Regions from separate parts of the Mus musculus genome. Here region 2 is linked to region 1. A link is a loop called in an ENCODE intact Hi-C map of the cell type or tissue named here. Cell type or tissue: heart. All regions are shown on one strand. Each heading gives the region's core, and the rest is flanking DNA. Links, peaks and the distances in the headings are about the cores only.

Region 1 (8,215 bases), core at 1,395-5,394:
AAATAGTCACCCAAATCTAACGTGTAGAATTTGGCCAAAGATGGCCCTGTACCAGCCTCTGTGGCTCCTGTACCTGCTGGCACTGCACTGAATATGTTGTCATTCATTCATTCATTCATTCACTCGTTCATTCATTCACTCTTCAGAAGGAATCTTAACCCAAGTGAGCAACTTCAATGCCAGCCTGGGCTACATAATAGTTCCAAGCTACCCTAAACTTTAAGAGTGAAACATGATCTCATCAAACAAACCATGAAACATACAAGTCCATTAATGAAGATACTGGTCCATTCTCTTTTCATTTTTCACATGGACCGTCTCAAAGTTCCTACTACCTCTTTGTGTGTGTGTGTGTGTGTGTGTGTGTGTGTAACTAAGCTACCAGCACATGAACATGCAAGGAACGAACCATGTATCATTTATCTAACATGGATTTTGAGTAAACTTGGAATGGGAGCCATTTGGACAAGCCAAAGTCCCCCAGCTAGGAAGGTCCTACATGTAGCGAGACAACGTTCATAACTCTTCAACAAACCAGCTCTTCGGGGAAAGCTCTGGGTTTTTCATGTGCCAATGTCAAGTTCAAGTGCTCCCATCACAAGAAATCCATGCTACCATGATGTTCTGAATCAGAGTCCTAGACATGCACAGGAGACTCTCTTGAACAGGTCCATTCAAAGCCATTAGCAGTAAGATATGGCTAGACTCCAGCCAGCCTGGTAGACAAGAATTGAGGGGTCCCAGGAAATTGCTAGTGGAGATTGTAGCCCAAAAGTCTCCTCCATACCTAACACTGAAGCTGCGCAGAGTGTCTGTGTCCTCGCTAAGCCTAGTGAACTTGAGCACAGGTTCTAAGATCTCTAAGGCCAGATTCCTTGCTGAGGGGCTGTTCTAGTTGTAGATAAATGTTGAAATGAAGCACTAAGCAAGTTTTTTAGGAGGCATTTGAAGCCCAGTGAGTATTTACTCTAACCATTCACCTATCCCCCCTCTCTTCAGTGTACAGACAATCAGACACTTGGATAAAGTGCACTTTTTAAAGATCTACAGATGACTTCTAAGCACACTCAGGCTTGAGGAGCTCTGATTTCAAATGCCAGCCTGAGTCTGTCAGACACTCGGGGGCTGATTTGAAGCCATCTCCAGGAGAAATAGTCAAATATCCAGATTCGTTCCTTCTCCACATGAGAGAGCTTTCATGCCGAAGGTGTATCATAACCCCGAAAGGGAACACTCAGGAGTCTGTGTCCTTACACATCTTCCTAGAGAGCGGGAAAAGCAACCATGTCCCTTACCTGTCTCTGGTCTTGGAGAGATTTGATTTCATGGCCCTTCTCATCCATAGGCTATAGCGCCAGAGCTTTACATCCTTAACAATGAGAGAAGACAGCAGGCTGACGTGCAGTGGCCAATCTGACCATGCTCAGAGAAGGGCAAAGCAAAACTTCTCTGCTTAATGAATGGTGTGGCTCCATCTCAGCTGATCCCTCTCTGGAGAAGAGAGCTCATCCCACTCTCCTCAGCCCTCAGGAGGAATTACAAACACACCTGCTCGCCTCGCATCCTCCCATTGGTTCTTCCCCTCCCCCACTGGATGACACACCAACCCTTGCCAAGTGCCCATGTGCCCTCAAAGGCAATGCACTCTGAATAACTGTTAGGAGCGGAGCTCTATACTCTAGAATCTATAATCACGGAAATTGCTAGTGTTCGGTGGCAACTGTTTTCTTTTCCTTCCTTCCTTTCTTTTCTTCTCTCTCTTTTTTATATATTCTATCAATGATGTCAGGTGGGGAGTGTTAAAATCCCCTGCTCTGTGAAAAACCCTACTTTTATATTCAACTCTGCCTATTTCTATACTACTTGGTGGTGATTGTACACTGTTAACGACAATGACTTCCTGACGACCTTGCTGCCATTATGGAATGTCTCTTTTTGTCCCTGGCAATATTATTGCCATAAAATCTATTTTACCTGGCACAAAAACAAACACTCTAGTTGTCTATCCTCAGTGTTTACCTCACGTCATTGCTTATCCTTCCACAATCTCCCCCAGTGGACCTTGAAAGTGTGGCTCTGTGGAATGGGACATAGTTGAAAGCTCCTCCTTTTCCATTCACTAAGCTACTATTCTGTTGGTCACATCTATTAATTGGTGAATCTAGATCATTAACATATAATAGAACCACCACCAATTTAGCTGGATTGAAAAAGGCCATTTTATGAATTTATTGGTTCCTCTTCCCCCGTCTCTTATGACCAAGGGTGACCAAAGGAACTTTCTGTGAATGTACATACTGCTCCTTCCTAGCTTAGAGAGATTGAAATTGAGACTGAGACCCTCATATCCAGGCAGGTTGAACACTCACCATCTAACAGCTCATTACTTAGCTACTCTTATTATTTCATTACAAGACGTGTGTTAGCATTTTTATAACTGGGGGAGTTACTTTTCAACAGCTACTCTAGTGCTTACTATAGGATATGCAACCTCTCTGGGTCTGCTTTGAAGCAATAGGGTTCTATTCTGGATTCACAAAGAAGCTTTGCCACTGGACAGTGGGGATGGATTACTTTCCATATTCAACACAAATAGAGGTCCCTGGGAGGAGAAAAGCAGTGTTGGATACTTGCCGAAATACATATCATTCTACTTTGATTTCTACAACCCTGAAGGACAGAGTCTCCACCAGCAGTCTCTTCATGCGCTCAGAATGATCATCCACATTGTGGTTGTGCCCATTCCGGTAACGACCAAGTTACCATGCTGTCCTCTTGCTTTACCATCATCCTGGTGGACCTTTCTGCTGAGTGGAGAATTCTTGGTTATACTCCTTTGTCTTACCACTTTAAAATGTGTTGTTCTCTGGAGGAGTTCTAGGGAACCATCTAATCATTTGAATATCTAATATGTTTTTCTGCAGCTTGTTTTCAGAACTACAGTCTAAAGGATGACGTAAGGGCACTGGGTATTTTAATTAGCACGGGACTTTCATATTTTTAATCTAGTCCTCCCTATCCTGTGAGAGGAAAAGGCTTCCAGCTTCCACAGCCTCTCCACCTCACAGCTGAGGACAATGAAACCCAAGGAGACCAGGACTGTTTTGAGCTCTGGCTGAAAACACAGCCTAGAGTAAATAAAAATCACATGTTATGTTGTGAGAAAGGAGAGTGATGAAGAGCAACAGTGACTCACCCCAATAGCTGCACTGGTTGTACAAGACCTACACAAGGGAGCAGACAGTGATCCCCAAGAGATTCCTGGAAATGCCAAAGTGAAGAATAAAGGAGGCTGTGTTTCAAAAGCAACTGTGGCTGGAACAGCTCAACCGAGCTGGCCTAAGGATAGCAGTCTAGGCTCTATGACTGAGGTAGCCTTCTGCAGGCACAGACCATTCCTTTCTAGCTCACAGAGACTGGGCTGGGGACTGAGACCCTCGTACCCAGGGACATTGACTATTAATCACCCAGTAGCTCATTCCAAATGCAATTTGCCCAAAGAAAGTTTGGCTCTGTACCTCAAATGATTGTTTTAAAAGAAATTTGTCTTCAGTATATTCTCTTTGATTTTTGAGATTATAATTACATACTTTCTCCCTAATTTTTCCTCCTTTCAAACCTTCCCATATTGTGCTCTTTCAAATTCATGGTCTCTTTTTTATTGATTATTGTTACATGCATATATGAATATATATGAATACATAGATATTTCTAATTACAACCTGTCAGTCTGTAGAATGCCATTTTCATGTATGGTTTTCAGTGCTGACCATTTCATGTTGAATAACCAGTTGGTATGCTCTTCTGTAGGGAAGACTATTTTCCAACTCTAAGCATTCCTTAGTTGCCTGTAGTTTTTCAAGTCTCATGTTTTTTCTCCATTCTGTACACTTTTAAACGTCAATTTTTATGCCCATCTTATAACAAAGGTCATAGACCTCTGATAATATTATTGACCTCAGACAATTCTTTTAATAAGAGAAAACATTTTCTGAAACTTACGAAGTATAAAAGTATATTTTAATTACACTTAAGGGAATTGTAAACAAAATAAAGCAAAGCCCTTGTATGCCCCAATTACGGCTGACAGTGGTGGAATGGAATTTGAACTTTGACACAGTGTGCCAAGGATTTCAGCCAAGGATTTTACCATGCCTTTCAGCTGCGATTAGTGTTGCCTTGCTTCAGATTAAGAAACAGAAACAAGGAGGGAAGGAGAGGAGAAAGGAAGGAAGGAGGGAGTTTTTGTTCTAGTTGAAGTCTCCCATTGAATGTGATTTATAAACATTTTTATCCATTCTGTAGTGTGTCCTTTTTGTTTCTTATGTGATCTCAAAAGCAATTTTACTTTTTTTTTTTTTTTTTGAGACAGAGTTTTTCTATATAGCCTTGGCTGTCCTGGAACTTACTATGTAGACCAGGTTGGTCTTGAACTCACAGAGATCTTACTTTTTCTTCTATCCCAGTGCTGGGATTAAGAATGCACACTACCACACCTCACCCACAAATTTTTCTTAAGCCATATTTTTATCCTAAAATGTTACAGTCATATGTACTACACACAAATCTGTGGTGAGGTGATATCTATGAATCACCCTGAGGACCTATGTGCCCCCAGAATCCAGCAATACAACCCCAGCACTTCTCTCCCAAGATCCTCTGAGAAGCACGTGGTTATGTGTCTCTTTCTATGTTGGTCCAAGCACACCACCTCTGCCCTTTCTGTGTTTTCTTGTTCCTATCAAAAGGATCGCAAGGCTGTTGTCTCAGTGCAATGATCACTTCCAGGAAGCTGAACTTCCATTGTGTAGACCCCAACTTGGGTTCCAAGTCTTCCACTCACTATGACAGCATCCCACACTGCTGCTCTGCAACTCAGAAACAAAGACGTGCCATGTCACAGGGGAAGGACATGTCTCTGGATGATGACTTCAAAGGCCCCAGTGTTGTTCCTGGACCCGGTGAGTGGACCTTGGGATGTTCTAGGTCCACACCAAGGTCTCCTGCTTCAGAGGCAAAAGCCATGGCCAGGTGGTTGTTTCTCCCTCCCCGCTTTCTGAGGACAGAGCCTGTAGGACTGACCACTCCAGAGTTACAGCTTGAATCTGTAAGTCAATGTACTTGAGGAAGCATCTCAGTTGTAGGGGCTGGGGGAGGTATGGAAGACAGCTCTGAAGACTATTAGCCTTACTCCAAATACCCTGCATCTCGCCTGGCTAGGACATCTTGATTTCTCACCTGCTCTTGGTGTCTTCTCAGGATTTCTTGATGCTCTGGGATCCATCTGGACACACAGACACTTGGAGCTGCTGAGGCATTCCCAGCTCCCTACGCTGGAGAACACTGATGACAACTCTGTCCCTTGTCTTAATAGTTTAGAATGGTAGGCACCAAACATTTTGTGTATGTGCACCTTTGCAACTGACATCAGTTAGCATCAATATGGCCTATTCTGAACTCTGTACTAATAAAAAGCAACAGGGTGACAGATGGTCGTTATCTGCAGCCCTTTTTGAGGCAGTGTACCCCAAAAGGAACCCTACATAGACTTGTGCATTTTATAGCAATAATGGAAGGACGTGTTCTTGAAGTTGTCAGATAATTAACAGTAAGAGTTTTCGGGCAACAAAGGAAGGAGTTTCTAAGGTATGGTTTCACTCTGGCATTGAGAGAAGGCAGGAACGGCCACAGGAGCAACCTGTGGCCTTCAGGCTGCAACCCAGCTTCCAAGCACAGTTGCAGCCTGAAGGCCACATGTCTGAAGTGTGCATTCACCTACCAGTCACTGTGTATCACAATGGTGCAATTTCCCAGCAAATAAACACGGGGCATCTGGAGGACTTGCAATGGCAGGCTCGTTACAGGGTCTTTACAGCATCTGGAAGGGGCTGTTTACCTATCCCAGTGGCTTAGCTGTCCAGCTTCTTCGTGTGTCCACTCCCATTCCTGCTCCTTAGTGAGACACATAGTACTTCTCTCCATCCTTCGCCTGGGTCTCCCCAGACACTGCCATGTTATTCTAACTGCTCTCCTTGACTCAGACTTTTTCCCATCCGTGGCAAGGGAGGTGAAAGGGGGCCTCTGATTGTTGATGGGAGGAAATAGCTTTTACTGTGACATGAGGCGGTCGCTGAGGGCAACATCACATTTCACCCCCACTGCTAGCCTTCTGAGATGACCACCAGACACCCAGAGCAGTCAACTCTTGCTTTAGGGAAACCTTACCCTGTCAACCTGCTGCCTCCCCTGAGGCTTTGGTGTTCCCTCCCCTCTCCTGGGATGGAGCAATCACCCGATCATCCAATCACTTGATCACCCAATCACTCCTATGGCTACCACAGCCCTCCCTGCTGCTTCTCACTACTGGGAAGTTCTCCGACTTCCAAGGTAAACTCCTGGGAGGTCCTGCCCCTTGCCTCATAGTTTGCTTCCACAGCTGGCCTTTCTCCATCTTCATCCCATGAAGTTGAAGGGGTAACTAGTCAGGTCTGCATCTAGTCCACTTTCAGCATTTTCTCTAGTATGTATCTAGTCTATATTCAGTCTGCACATAGGCTGGTTAGCTTATATTTAACCCAGATTGGTAATCTGTCCAGCGCACATCTAGGCTACATTCAGTCTGTGTTTAGTTTTTATCTAAAGGGCTAGATTTCCAACTGATATTACAGAGAGCACCATTTGACCCTCAGAATCCCAAAGAGCACACAGGCCAAGTTCTATCCCTGTTGGCAGGCCAGGTTGTACTCCGCATGCAGAACACTGTACGACTATTCAAGAAGCCATTCCTGGCAGTGAACATACCCATACTTCTTTCTTTCCCACTAGCTTTATCTAACGAAGTTAGATAATTTATCTTACAAGTTAGATAATTATAGACAAAGAAATTGAAACTCTGGTGGATTTTACAGTCTGAGCTCTGAGATGGAACTTATCCAAACTTCAGTTCTTTAGACATGTTGTATAGAAGAGAGGATAAAAAAGAAAACTAGTCTCCAGTAAGATCAGCCTATAAGTGAAGGCACAGAGCTTTGAGATAAAGACTGCAGTAAGTAAAGTCTTAAACAAGCTAGGAATCAAGGGAAAAGAAGACAATGTAAGCTTGTCTTTAAGAAGTCTGTGGTTCATCTGCACAAAGAGCTGTGTCTGGAAGGTAAGCTGTGACTCATGCTGAATAAGGAGGCAAGCCAAGGGGGCAGTTCCCAGGGAAGTCACCATGGACTGAGGATGTAGGATGCAGGAGTGCTTCCAATGACCAAAAAAGACAGATTTCATGTAGGCACCAAAGTAGGGTAGGTTTGTTTGGGGGGGGATTATGGGAAGTATCACACAAGTGAGGGTGGGTTACTGGGAAAGGAGGCCTGAACAAGTCAAAATGGCCTGGATTCAGGGTGTAGCCTTTTAGGAACAATGCTGGCTTCTATGGGACTTGGGCTATCAGCCACTGGACTGTTTACAAGCTGTTCTGGGTGAGACAGGAGAGTTTCTTGTCTGGTTTTATCACCTTTGAGCCCTTGAAGGAAACAGGGAGCATCAACATTTCTCAGAGTCACAGATTTGCCCTTTCACACCTACACATGTGTGGCAAACTCTGCGATTCTATCCAGAGACTCACAGTCTGCACAGGGTGCACAAAGAACCAGTCTTTCTAAAATAGGAATGTGCTGTTTTGTGGGACAGAGCATTAGGTTCAGGGTCAGTAAGGCAGGCCTGAGTCTCAGGTCGGACATTCGTCACTTACAGGAAAGCTCAGCCCCCAAGGCAGAGGGGAAAAGCATATCCCTTTGACAGCAGTGCTGGGACTCCTGTGGAAACCCAGTGACCAGACAGCTTCATCTGAGATGATTCCTGCTGTGGTCATTTTTGAGGAACACAAGCACGATGTTTTCCAGAGATCTCCTCTGAAGCAGCTGCAGGACTCTTCAGTTCAATGTGTGTATACTGCCTGGTTTGATTTAGCAAGGGCAAAACAATAAAACAGCAGGATGTGAATGGTTTACAAGACATGAACAATGTTGTCAGAGGGGTGTTTTTGTTGTTATTTTTTGGTTTTGTTTATTTTGTTGTCTTTTCGGGTTCTTTTTGTTTTTGTGTTTTCCTTTTGTTTGTTTGTTTGTTTGTTTGTTTTGTTTTTGCTTTGCTTTTAACAGTGCGTTATAAGAGTAAAGAGATTTGGCCTTAGGTTAAAGCACATTGAAAAATAAAATTTTCCACAGTA
Region 2 (8,215 bases), core at 1,532-5,531, 320 kb after region 1:
GAAGCTAAATAAAGCATTTCCTCTCTTCCCCAGGTTGCTTTTGGTCATGCTCTTTATCACAGCAATAGAAACCCAAGTAAGACATTTTTTTTTTCTTTTTTCTTTTGTGAACTGCAGGGAACCTTTGGTTATACAAGATCCTGACAATAAATGACCACTGAGTGTACATCCCTAAACAAGACAATTATGCCATTCATTCCAGAGCTCAACAATTACTTAGGAAGAAGTGGTAGACAGAATGTAAGAGACAGAAATGCCACCCTTTAAGCACTATACAGACTTAACACGAGCATGAACTCTCAATTACTAGAGATGACGTCACCGAGTCTGCCTAAGAACAGGCCCACGAGCATCAGGAAAGGATGGGGGAAGGGCTCAGAAGGCTCGAGCCTCACTGATGACTATGGATACGGTCAGAGAAAGAGGAGCCATTGCTTTCAGTTGTTACTCCCTGGTAATTGTAGCCCCATCAGGCTCCAGTGGCTAGTCCTAACCTCATAGTTACTTAACTAAGTTTTAAACTAAATGGATCATGAGCCAAAATGAAAAGTCATGGGTTTTGGGAAAGGGACAGGTAGAGATGAGGGGGCGAGAAAGATGGGAGGCTATAAGAGAAAATTGTGTGAGTAACCAGGATGCATTATAAACATGCGTGAAATCGCCAAAGAGCCAACTTCATTATTTTTTTTTTAAAGATTCCTCTGACTTGATAAAGAAGCAAACTGAAGATCAGGGAACAGTGTGTGTGTTGGGGGCACTGGGGTGGGATGGGGGTCTTGGCAGCTCCATGTGTTCAGCACGACAGCCTGGGAGAGACAGGTATAGGACAATATACAGACAGTACAATGTCAGCAGAACGCTAAGCCATATCTGTGGAGTGCGAGCTCTCCGCATACTTACATGTATCGAGACTGAACTTCTAAGTGGCCTGTGGTGACCAAGGGTATTACCACAGCTTTTAGCAAACTGACGGCTCTGTCTGTCAATTAGCAGAAAGCCAGGGTGTGGCTGTGGCAAGAGTGAGTTTTCAAAGCTTCACAGCCATGTGCAAAATGATCCCAGTGCTGGGCTTGGTGTAGCCAGCTCCAGTGTGTCATGGTAACAGCCAATGGAGTCCTTAGTCTGGGAACATAGTCATCTCTACCAGGCTCGTCCCAGGTACTACAAATAAATCATGTCAAAAGAGGAAAAGGAAGGCCACAAAAGTCACAGTGTGTCTACCATAGTTTTAAACAGGAGTTTAAAACTATCTGATGGCTTCTTACCCTGGAAACTGCAATGCTCTAACATGCTGCTCTGTGACCATGGCAGAGTTACTCAACCTCTCTGAGCTTTCATTCCTTCTATAGCATGGGGGAACAGAGATCACTGGCTGTGGCATAAACAGCAAGTGAGTACCATCTGCTCTGAATATACAGCATGAGGACAGATAAAAGAGGCCTCTAGTCTGCAGGCTGCGTGTGCAGAATGCTTGCTTACTTCAGCTTGGGCAACACAGAAGGTGGCATAAGACAACTGCAATGTTAGCCGGGTGTGGTGGCACACCCCTTTAATCCCAGCACTCAGGAGGCAGAGGCAGGCAGATTTCTGAGTTCGAAGCCAGCCTGGTCTACAAAGTGAGTTCCAGGACAGCCAGGGCTATACAGAGAAACCCTGTCTCGAACCCTCCCCGCCCCCCCCCAAAGACAACTGCAATGTCATGAGACAGTGCTCCTCAGAGAGAGATTGCACATAGTAGGCCAATTCTGGGAGAGTATCCTTTAGAAAATGCTGTCAATGAGTTTCCAGTCTAAGCATAAGTGACTGGTAAATGGACCCAGGGCAGGAGTCCTGAGCGGGATAGCAGGCCCTCCCCTTGCAGCAGGTACTGGATATAAAAAAAGTCCCCATTACAGGTGAGGAGAGGGACCACTGTAGCAGCAGGACCAGCCCACAGTTAAAGGGCCGAGCTGCTGGGAGCAAAGTGGCACTAGATTCTAAACTATTAATAACACTGTGCCTCCTCTTTCTGTTAGTACAGTGGTCACCGCAGCCCTGTGAGGGAGGCCACAGTATCCTGTACTTAAACGGCATGGGAGTCAGAATGTGAGCTTCACAATGGGTGGGTGGCCACAGCGTCTGTGCTGTTTCTTGATCAAAAGCCAAGAAAACATTGCACCACTCTACAAACACAGGTGGGGTTGTACCTGGAAGTGTCATCGTAGCTTCCCCCCCCCCCCATGAAATGCCAGCGAAACACATCTGCTCCTTTTATGAAGTGTTAGGAATCACGCTGAGTCATGAGATGACAGACAGCTGGCTGTTTGGTCTGTCAGATGCACGAAACACAATTTCTACCAAAGGGAAGGTGCCCTCCACAGCACACAGGCTTCCCCCAAGGCTCTCCTGTTGTTCCACAAACAGGAAGTAGTGCTGGGGACACTAGGTGCAAAGATTGGCTTCCCCAACAGCACTGAGCCAGGGAATCTGAACCGGGAGTTTCAGCCCCTGTCACTGAGCATACAGGCTCTGCATCCCCTCCAGGCTAGAGGGATGGGCAGCAAACACTTTTCTCCAAAGGGATTCCATGCTTCTGGCTGGTTGTCTGTGCTGGGGATACTCCATCATGCCCTGGCTTACTTCCCTCTTTTTTCCTTCCCTTCCCTGGATATGGATGTCAGCTGGTGAGGTCCTCCTGATGACACTTCCAGTGCCGTGCACTCAGAGGCCTCCCTCACTGACTCCTGTTTCTCCACCCCCTGTCCCTGTTCCCATACCATCCCTCTTGCTGTTCCTGTGGGATTCACTCTCGGGAGAAAGGCCATTGGTCATGAGATGCTCTGAGCTTACTACGGGGTTCACTATGGGTTGCTGAGCCCAGAGCACCAGAAATAGCTCCTTTGTGCACAGTCCTTCACATATGGCTAGACAAAACTGGTTTTGAAGCTCTTCTATTTAAACATATCCCCATGTTACACTTGCGTGTGGCTCCCAAAGAGACTTCTGCACTCTGCAGGATATGTGCTCGCAGCCGGAGAGTGCTCCGTGAACACTCCCATCTGTGCCTAGCTCCTAGGCTGATCTCAGTCTCTCCTCACAGAGATGGGAAGGAGCTGAATCCTGGGCAGGCTGCCAAAAACTAAACACTGGACAAAGGGACATACAGGCCTCATTTTCCTGTGGCCTTTAAGAGACAAAATTACCTTTTTACCAGTACAAATATTTTATGCTTTTCAAATAATATGAACAAAAAGGAAATAGCTTTGTGCAACTCAGGAGTTAGGTTACATGGTATTGTTTCTGAGGGTCACACAGACAACCTAGGCAGAGTTCAAATGAATGGTTGCAGTGGATTATTCGGAGCCACCAGTCTCACCTCATTCTACACAGTAGGTAGTTTCTCTCTCAGTGACTGTCTAGTGATGTGTGGAAACACATGATGTCACAAATGTGGAGAAAAGAAAATTGCTTCTGGTACCCAGAGAGCAAAGGCTGGGATCCTAGGACACCCTGGGAAGAACTGGAAGATCCTTTGACTATCAGCTTATGCATGGTAGCCTTTGCAAAAACCAGGATTTATCCTCTTGTCTGCTGCAGTTGGGGACATGTGGCCATGCCAAGCCACAGAGGGAGCAGGATTTGCAATGTTTTTGCTTCTATCAGTGCCTGTGAGGACATGAGGAGATGCCAACAGCTGTTAAAGTTAGATGGCCAGGCCTGAAGTGACCTCCTGGGAGCCAGGCAGCCTGCTGACGGCTGAGAGGTCTGGATACTCCCACAGCAAGCCCAGCCCAGCAGGGACCTCAGAACTCCTCATAGCACCAGTAGGCTAAACAATAAAAGCACTGGTGACCTGGAAACAAAGCTAAGACTGCACAGACAAGACCCAGTGGCTTCCATCCCCCTCCCCCCAAAGGTAGGCAGGCTAGCTCCTTTGTTCACTCTCACTGTGACAGCGACAGGATTTCTTTAGCCCCAGCGGCCACTCGCTAGTGGAAGTTACTAAATCACAGGAGCAGGTGCGGTTTTGCCCATCCAGTGTTGACCTTCCTGCAGAAGCAGATTCAGTCCTGCTTCTCAGCAGACCATCTCGGGATTTTCAGCAAGATGAAAGATCTAGATATAGCCCTTCAGAGGAAGGGCAGCTTCCCTTTTTGGCCTCTTTGTTTTTATTCAGTTTGAAAAGCATAAAAGGAAGTCTGGAAGACCGAACATTGGAAAACCATTCCCTAAACCCTGAAAGCTTGGTAAGGCTTACCATGGAATCTCAGGAAAAAGTACCCAGAAAAAAACAGGGTTTTCACAGAAAATTCCCTGTGCTCACATTTGCAGCCCTTGCCTGTTACATGGCACAAAGACTTATTCACAACCAGTCTCAGATCCTGTTTGTCATTTGCTGTTGAGGCAAGGTGGCTAAACTGCCACCTGCTCATCCAGACCGACTGTTTCCCTTAAACGATGGAAGTGCCATAACACAATGGAGGCAGTATAGCTGCTATCTCTGTCCAGTTCCTGGTCTCTGCAGAACTGAGAGCCGTGGTGCAAGGGAAGAAGGTTTAGAGTTTAAGAAAGTCTGGGACCGAGTTGATGGTGATGAGATGCATCTGTGAAAGATCTGGGTGTCATAGCCAAGCAGGGCTGGGCCCTCTGCTACCCAGGAGAAGAAACACATGCTTATGCTCCAGGAGATAAAATGTGAGGACTGGGAGCTGGGAGGGAAATGGGAGCTATTCCTTTCTCACCTCACTTTAATTCACCTCACCTCAGCTCACCTCACCTCACCTCACCTCACCCCACCCCACCCCACCTCACCTCACCTCACCTCACCTCACTTCTCCTCACCTCACCTCACCTCACCTCACCTCACCTCACCTCACCTCACCCCACCCCACCCCACCTCATCTCACCTCACCCCACCCTCGTCCCTTTCCCAAGATCACCTCAGCTCATAGCTCCCCTCACACTTCCTCCCCTCATTCTCATCTTTCCCCTTACCCCCATGGTCACCTCAGCACATATCACCTGCATCTTCAGCTCCATCTCAGCTCACCCTTAGCACACCCCTCATGCTCATCTTCACCCTACCTTACCTCACTTCACCCTTAACTCACCTTCATCTTTACCCTCATCTCCCCCTTACCTTCACTGTCACCCTCACCTCATCCTCATCTTTATCCTCACCCCATCTTCTCCTTCGTCTTTATTCTCATTCTCACACTCACATGACCCCAACCCTCACCTCACCCTCACCTCACCCTCTCCTCACTCTCTCCTCATTCACCTCACCTCTCTTCACTCACTCCGCCTGACCTTCACCCTTCTTCACCCTACCTAATCTTACCTTATCTCACCCCACCTCATTCCTACCTCAATGTCACGTTACCTCTTTCCCCTCACTCACCTCCTCATCTCTCCTCGATTATCTCACCTCACTCACCTCACCTCACCTCACCCTCACCTCACCCTCACCTCTTCTCTTCTCACTTATCTTACCTCACTCTCCCCTCAGCCCACCTCACCTTCATCATATCCCCCTACCTCACCTAACCCTACCTAACCCTACCTTACCTCACCCCACCTCAGTCTTGCCACACCCTTACCTCATCCCAGCCTCACATCCAGTCTCCTGCTATCGTCCCTCGCCACTCCTGGAAGTTGATATTGCACTCCAAGCCCATCTATACACAATAGTCTCTTCAATGAGGTCCAGGTTGACACCTCATGCCAGGTGTTGTGGACATACTCTATGCCCTCCTACCTCTCCTCGGACATATAGATCCATTAAAGGTTGACCTAATTTATCTGTTTGCTTGCCATATTTAATGTCTAACAAGGGAATGAGAAATGTAAGAGGGCACTGGCTCTGTGGAAGTCAACATCCAGAATTCACCCCCTCACATATCAGAGAGTGCTTGCCCCGAGTACACAGTAGCTTTCTATACCTGATAGGGGCAAGGATTCCTCCAGCTTGCTAACCCCAGCAAGATTTATCCATGGACCTTCAAAGGAACTTAACATACAATCATTGCAATCTAAGAAAAGTATCAATAGGATTCATTTGATATTTTATACATACATTTTGTATATGTGTTTCTGGGTTTCTGGGTAGGCTTTGAGAGCAAGTGAATTCCATATTAAAGGTGTTTTTAGGACTCACACATTTGTAGTAATTATCCTTTCACCCACTGGCAAGGACTACCCGTGTGCGCAGTGTGCGATTACCAAGTGCCTGGCATGCTGTCTTCAGTGTCAAGGATCAGTCACTCCTCTCATGTGTGGTATTTTCCGTGGCCACATGCTGGCTGTCTAAGCTCTCTAAGACCCATTTTTAACATATGCGGAATGAAATTTTAATACTACAATAGCTGTGAGCTCTGCTAGGCGATAAATCCATCCATTCATCCACTCGTCCATCCTTCCTTCCATCTATTCATTGATAGGGGTGTTTTAAAGATTAACGGAGACAATGCATTTAGAGCCCTTCGTGTAATCTGGTCCGTAAATCCTGGGGTGGCAGCTATTACTGCTGCGCCTCCTGTGCAAGGATCGCCAGCCACCACCTTCTTGAAAGGCAGGATCTATGATTAGTTTCTCCCATTCCGAACACTTCAGTGGTTCTTGATTGCTGAGCAAATTAAGCACACGTTCGTCATCCTGCTGGCATGCCCTTTCTTGGCTCACATTATCTCAGAAGCCTTCCTTATCCCCCATAGCGGCTGTCATTTTCTTTCTCGAATCCCTTCAGCTGAGCACTTTCACCGCTATGCAAATGCATTTCCTTGTTTTTGTGCCTGCTGTATAAAGGCCTCCCCTTAAATGAAATGTATACATTTTTGGCAAGGAGCCACGGGTGTAGTTGGTGCCCAATACACGCTTGAATGACACCTTAGTGCTGGAAGATTTATAGTTTACTCTCAAACTGGAAGGCCATCAAGGAAATGCATATTTTATTTTCTTTGGAAGTTAAATTTTTATTGATTAGATGTCTGCATGGTTTAGGATTAGATAGTGTGCTGGGATTTATTATGAAAAGTCTTTTTCTTTGCTAATTGCTCATCTGCCTAATTCGCAGTCATTCTAAATATGTATACATTGCTGGTTTCTTTGTAGATCCTTCTAGAGCCTTTGTGACTATGTAACAAAAGAATACCCAAGCTCCCTTTTTATCATGTAAGAGGCAGTCTGTGTGTCCTTTTCATCTGCCGATGCATCCCAGGGATACATAGACGAAGTTAATTAGATCTCTATAGTATATAATGACTTCATAGAGATCTAATTAATTTAACCCCTAAATCACTGACTCTGGATAGGAAGTCATTTTTACAAGGTCACCTCAGAGCCAGGCCCTCATCTTTATCCTGCTCCAGTGACAACTTATACCTAGTTATAATGTGTACAGCCAGCCTCCAATGTAAGGTACTCCGATAGTCTCAAAGTCCCATGCATCATAGATGTGCAAGCATTTTAACCGTGATGTATTCCTATCACATAGTGTCACAGCGCACCTTGCACTCTGTGATGGTGACCACTCTGGCTAGGAAATCTGGCAAGCAATGTTCCTGTGTTTGGTGCTAATTGAGAATTCCTCTGCAGAACAGTCTCTGTTGCTATGGACACCGTCCCCAAAGGAGGTTTAGAAATTCTTCCACATGTCTGCATGTGCCAGAGAAAGCCTGCCTACTTCCTCTTTAATTCTCAAAGAAATCTCTGTGTGTGGGTGGAAAAGAAACCACCCAACACTGCAATAATCCAGCAACAAAACAAATATATTCACAATGGCCTTCCCAAGGACCCACATTTGAAAAATTAATCACATCCAGTCACTTAAAACAAGGTCAGCCCTGCTTCTGTCAGGGCAGCTGTATGTGCTGGGTCCCAGTGCTTATCCCAGAGCTAGGTAACATGGCTGCTGTGACAGTATACATCAGAGGAGTGCCACCTCTCTTCACCCCAGCCTTTAGAGATGCAGGAACAGCAATAGCAGAATGGCCATAGGGCAGAGAGGAGATGGCTCCTGAACGACCACTTGGCTACCATTAGCAAGAGGACAAGGGTATCATCTGACGCACCGAGTACTACTGTCTTAGGTTGAAAGGAGCATTGAAACGGGCTCCTTATATCCTTTGGGCATGCGCCATTGCCTCCACTTTGCCAAGTGGGTCCTTCAGGCTTGTCGGAAAATACCAGTACCATGTTAAGGGCTCTGCCTCTTTGGCTCATTGCCATGTGGCCCTTC

Evidence for each region. A loop is a pair of places that touch in the nucleus more often than their neighbours do. Peaks named below come from ENCODE experiments on the same cell type or tissue, not always from the same donor. Only the 100,000 strongest peaks of a DNase experiment are listed, where the experiment ranks them.
Region 2: a loop joins it to region 1, with 1.8 times the contacts of the local background. A loop is called at or near these places in 2 of 42 quality-filtered maps.

What each region holds. Positions count from the first base shown.
Region 1 is chr12:30,019,597-30,027,811 of GRCm38, reverse strand. No RefSeq gene overlaps it. Among named protein-coding and RNA genes, the nearest start is that of Gm15691, 36 kb to the left of the region's middle. In heart, for the core only: no CTCF peak of the experiment used is centred there; a DNase peak (open chromatin) is centred at 3,191.
Region 2 is chr12:29,697,652-29,705,866 of GRCm38, reverse strand. The region is part of intron 3 of Myt1l (myelin transcription factor 1-like); the gene reads right to left. Among named protein-coding and RNA genes, the nearest start is that of C630031E19Rik, 15 kb to the right of the region's middle. In heart, for the core only: no CTCF peak of the experiment used is centred there; DNase peaks (open chromatin) are centred at 3,076 and 3,706; H3K27ac peaks cover 851 bases.